Linked DNA regions of Homo sapiens: region 1 is linked to region 2. Evidence: chromatin loops called from intact Hi-C (ENCODE). Cell type or tissue: heart right ventricle. All regions are shown on one strand.

The links. Peaks named below come from ENCODE experiments on the same cell type or tissue, not always from the same donor. Only the 100,000 strongest peaks of a DNase experiment are listed, where the experiment ranks them.
Region 1: a loop joins it to region 2, with 2.7 times the contacts of the local background. A loop is called at or near these places in 14 of 110 quality-filtered maps.

Annotation. Positions count from the first base shown.
Region 1 is chr11:59,223,872-59,226,371 of GRCh38, reverse strand. No RefSeq gene overlaps it. Among named protein-coding and RNA genes, the nearest start is that of MPEG1, 12 kb to the right of the region's middle. In heart right ventricle, no CTCF peak of the experiment used is centred here; DNase peaks (open chromatin) are centred at 1,458 and 1,848; H3K27ac peaks cover 1,658 bases.
Region 2 is chr11:59,283,355-59,285,854 of GRCh38, reverse strand. No RefSeq gene overlaps it. Among named protein-coding and RNA genes, the nearest start is that of MPEG1, 72 kb to the right of the region's middle. In heart right ventricle, CTCF peaks have their summits at 929 and 1,128 (motif pointing right); a DNase peak (open chromatin) is centred at 1,164.

The DNA of each region.
Region 1 (2,500 bases), 59 kb after region 2:
CGACAGAAGCAGAAGTTTGGAATGATACGGAGAAGGGGCCGTGAGCTAAGAATACAAAAGCTGAAAGAGGCAAGAAAACAGATTTTCCTCTGAAGCCTCCAGAGGGAATGCAGCTCTGAAGACACCTTAATTTTAGACTTCTGACCTCAAGCACACTGTTGTGTGTCAGACTTTTCTTACCTGGCTTAATCCAGTGGTAGACTTTAAAACATCCATCCCTCTCCTTATTAACTGCTCCCGCAATCCCTGATAGGTGGAAAATAAATTTGTGATAATTTGTTGAGACAGCCATAGGAACTTACTGCAATGATACACAAAATGACTCCAACCCACCCCCATGGAACATCCTGAGGGATCTTATAAAAGAGAAATTGTATCATTTTACTCTCCTGAATAAAACCTTTTATTAACTGATGAAGTCCCCAATTCTTATCATATACAATGCATGATAAAATCCACTCCTATACCTGTCTCTCCAGCCTCTGCTCAAACCACAGCCACCTCTGTAATCTGTAGTCACCCTAGACTTCCCAACATTATCTCCATTCTCTTTCAGTATGTCTCAGTCTCTGTCTCTCTATCTGTGATATGGTTTGGATATGTGTCTTTTCCAAATCTCCCTTCGAAATGGGATTCCCAATGTTGGAGGTAGGGCCTGGTGGGAGGTGACTGGATCATGGGGGCGAATCCCTCATGAATGGAAGAGCACCATCCCCTTGGTGATAAGTGAGTTCTTGCCCAGTTAGTTCACCTGAGAGCTGGTTGTTTGAAAGAGTTTGGGACATCCACCTTCTCTGTCTCTCTTGCTCCCACTCTCGCCATGCGATGTGTGATGCACCTGCTCCCCCTTTGCATTCTGCCATGATTCAAAGCTTCCTGAGTCCTCTCCAGGAGCAGATGCTGGTGCCGTGCTTTATATAAAGCCTGCAGAACTGTGAGCCAATTAAACCTATTTTCTTTACAAATTACCCAGCCTCAAGTGTTCCTTTATAGCAATTTAAAATGGATGAAAACAATCTGTTTCTGTCTCTGTCTCTGCCTTTCTATCTGTCTCTATGACTCACTCTGTCTCTCTATCTCTGTCTCCCTGTCTCTGTATCTCTATCCGTGGTCTATCTCTCTGTTTCTTTTCTCTCTCTCTGTTTCTGTTCTCTGTCTCTATGTCTATCTCTTTGTCTTTCTGTTTCTGTATATATCTCTGTCTCTATCTCTATATATCTGTCTATTTCTATCTCTGTCTCTGTCATTCCTCTCTGTTCTTCTATGTCTATCTTTGTCTCTGACTCTGTTTTTGTCTCTTCTTTCTCTGTCTCTCTCTCTTTGTGTCTGTTTCTGTTTCTCTCCATATCTCTGTCTGTCTCTCTCTCTCTCTGTTTCTCTGTCTCTGTCTCCACGTGTGGCTCTTTGTCTCTGAATCTCCATCTCCCTCTCCGTCTGTCTTGGAGGGCCATGCTGATCCCCAGGGCCACATTCACTTCCCTGCTACGTTCTCTCAGCATCTTGAACTTCCCTTTCACATAGTGCATCGTGTTCAATGTCTGTCCTTGAATGACTCTATAATCTTCATGACAAAGCAACTGGTGCCTGACTCAGTATTTGCTCAACAAATTTGGGGAGGAGTACATTATTAATTTGACTGTACCTCACAACATTTTTAGAGCTATCCATGATCTCTTAGTGACTGCTCTACCCACTCTCCTCTGTTTACAAGCAAATAACTGGAGCTCCCAGTGGGGAAAAAATTTGCTAATGTCTCACAGCTGGTTAATGAAAGCACTCTTTTCTGGCCCAGCAATCTTTCCACTTATCACACAACAGCTGGGTGTTGCTTGTTGACAACTTACCCAAGAGGAGGTGAAAGGTTCTAGAAGGAAGAATGCAGTACGGTCTGAAAACCCTTGCTCCACTGTTTGGCGACTCTGATTTCCTGTTTTCAAGGAAATCATGCTACTTCAGCTATCCCATGAATCCTGTGGCTTGGAAAACTTCTTCTCATCATAATTATCATGCCTCAAATGGAAGAAACCATAAGAGAATATACGGACTGGCAGTTTTCAAATTGTGTTCCAGGGATCCCAGGCCTGCTCTGAGAGGTGAGGAGGAAGTGAACTTCTGGGCTTTGGCGCCCTGCTTCCTGCTCAACCGAGGGAGCTCTTCTTTCATATGTTTTATATTTTTGGTTTCCATGTAAGCTTACATGGGAAAAGAAAGGCTCTACAGCTGAATAATGCTTATAATCCACAAATTTAATATAATCCTCTAATTTTGTAAGTGAGAAAATGAAAGCCCAGAGAAAGGAAGCAATTTGCAAGATGGTGGCAGAGCTAGGATTCACACCGACTGCTCCTGAATCCTCATGTCCTGACCATAATCTTTCCTCTCTATGAAGAATTCCTTCATATTATCTCACCCACCATGAAAGTAAAGGAGAAGAACATTGCAGAGATCTGGCTCTTGTTAACATCCCACTGCCAGTGAAGTTAGTCTCCAGACCTTTCTC
Region 2 (2,500 bases):
CAAGGAGTCTGAAGTATCACAGCGTGTGGGAAGGTGGGAACCAGGATACCCATTCATTTCCAACTGAGATACAGAGAAGTGAGTCACAGAATTTGAGCCCTGCTCTCCTGACTGCCCAGCCAAGGACACTGATTTCTATAGCCCCTTTACTTAACTCTGCCTCTTAAGCATTAAAACGTTCTTCTAAACCTCTGAGTGTTTTGTGGGTTCTGAGTGTTTTGTACGTTTTAGCCAAGTTAACCACTTGTCTGCAAATACTGACTTTCCTATGAATTCTTTGAAGATTATTGAGTCAGAAAGGAAAAATACAGCCCCAAATTCCCAGACTTTTAATGCATTAACTGCCTATTGAAATGAGAAGTTCTTCACAAACTTATATTCCCACTAACAAGATCGCACATAAATATGCATTAAAGTATGTACTAAGAAACCCTCTGTCCAACGGCTCATGCATATGAAGTCCGAACATGGGAGTTTGCCAGTTGCATTCATCAAGTCGTTTTGCGGAGTCAGATCCCTGATGGAAGAGCTCACAGGCTCTGCCTTCCAAGTCCTGGGTCCCTAACTGGTAACCTTAGGCTAGGGTCTGTGGGGAGACCAACCCTGGCTTCCAAGAAAACCACATTCCATGGACTATCAGAAATAGACACAGATTTGGGTGACAAAGGAGGCTCTGCATTTACATTTTATTTTTGTGTTCTTGTCAGTTTTGAGATGATTAACATTAAACATTTATTTGAGAAACAACAGGCAGAAGCAACAATTCAAACATACTTCATATTGTAGTCAGGCGAAGGAACCTTTAAAAATGAACATTCACAATTTTAACGATGGTTTTTCTCCCACATGTTCACTTACTTATTTTCCCAGCCATATTGTCTGTTCCGTTAGGTGAAGAGTCTAACCAGGTCAAATGTGTGGGTGAGAACAATGTGGAAGATATATTTTTTAAGTGGGTGCTGAAGGGACTTTTCCCGCATCCAGTGGTAGGGCTTGTGGTTGCCCTCAGGAAGACAACCCAAATCCCTCACAGAATAGGTGCACTAATCTACAAAAGGCGGAAGGTTAACAACAGCAACAATTTTGTGGTTGTTCATTTGCCATTTATTGTTCTGCACAGACACCTCATGAACACCAGGTGGCGATGTCCTCTCTCAGAGCAACACCAAAGACTTCAAAACACTCCAGTTACAAACCGAACAATTCACATTAGGACATTCACCTGCCTCTCCCAGAACCCCCAATCTAATGCCGGGGACCACAGAGAAGGAAAGGGGTCAGGGGTTCTTTCTTGTACCACATGCGCATTCCCCCAATTCTCTCATGCATACAATAGTGCATCACCAAGACGAGTACTTTTGACCAAGTATAAAACCACACAGACAACCAAATTTAACAAAAAGCGGAAGAGAATGAAAACACAAAGGCACCCACAGCCACGTATACACAATTAACCTTTTAGGGGATGGGCACCTGACGAGGTTTGTCTCCACTTACATTTGCCATCCCTGGAGACTCTGGAAGGGAGAAACTAGGCTGCTGGTGCTAAGACCATGAAAGGGAAGGCATGGAATCCCCTACTTGGGCCAGGAGAGCACAGCAGGGCTTCTGGTGGGAAAACACCCTGTGTCAAGGTAGTAGATGCACAGGGCTCAGCTGGCAGGGTTCTCACTGAAATCTAGACTGCACCTTTCCAGGTTGGCACAAGAGAAAGGGCAGAGGAATGCTCCCCGCCTTGCTGGGCGTAGTGTTAGAAAGGAAATTCAAGATCCCTACTGCCCAGAAAGCCACACAAGAACAGCACGAGGAGGAGGAAATCTCACTGGACATCTGCAGAGAGGACAAGAAATGGGGCACCCACACAATCAAAACCCCAGGGGAAAAGGCTTGAAGGTATGAAAACGACCTCTCCAAGTGGTATTGCCACAGGCACAGCGGCTCCCTTTCCATCTTGAGTCCTCTTCCTTCTGCTCCTGGCCACCCCTTTCCCCACCTATACTTTCTTCTCCCTGACGTGGGGAAATTGATCTCTCCCCAGTGCCTAATTCCATTGTGAAAGTCCGTCTTCTTTTCTTCCCCACCTCCTACTGCCTCACTGTGTCTTTCTCCCCAAGAACCCTCAGCCTATTTCTTCACCCCTCTGTGGCCATCTTTCTGTGGCCTAGAAGTCCAGCAGATACTTGACCAGGTTGCTAAAGGCAGAGATGGCATGAGACTCTCCAAATTATATCTGGTAACCTGGCAATGGGCATCGGTGTGACATTAAATATCGCAGGGATGGCTCTTTTATTTAACTCAGGTGTTTCCTTGCTGAGTGTGGGAGGAAATTGCCCTGTGGTTCAGTAAGCTCGAGACCATTATCACTCTGGAGGTACTTAGGCAGTCCAAAGCAAATAATTATCTCATTGATTAGTACTTTTATTACCTCAGAGGCTTTCTCTGTCTGGCATGGGAATACTTCTACCCACTTACTGAAGGTATCCACCCATACGAAGAGATG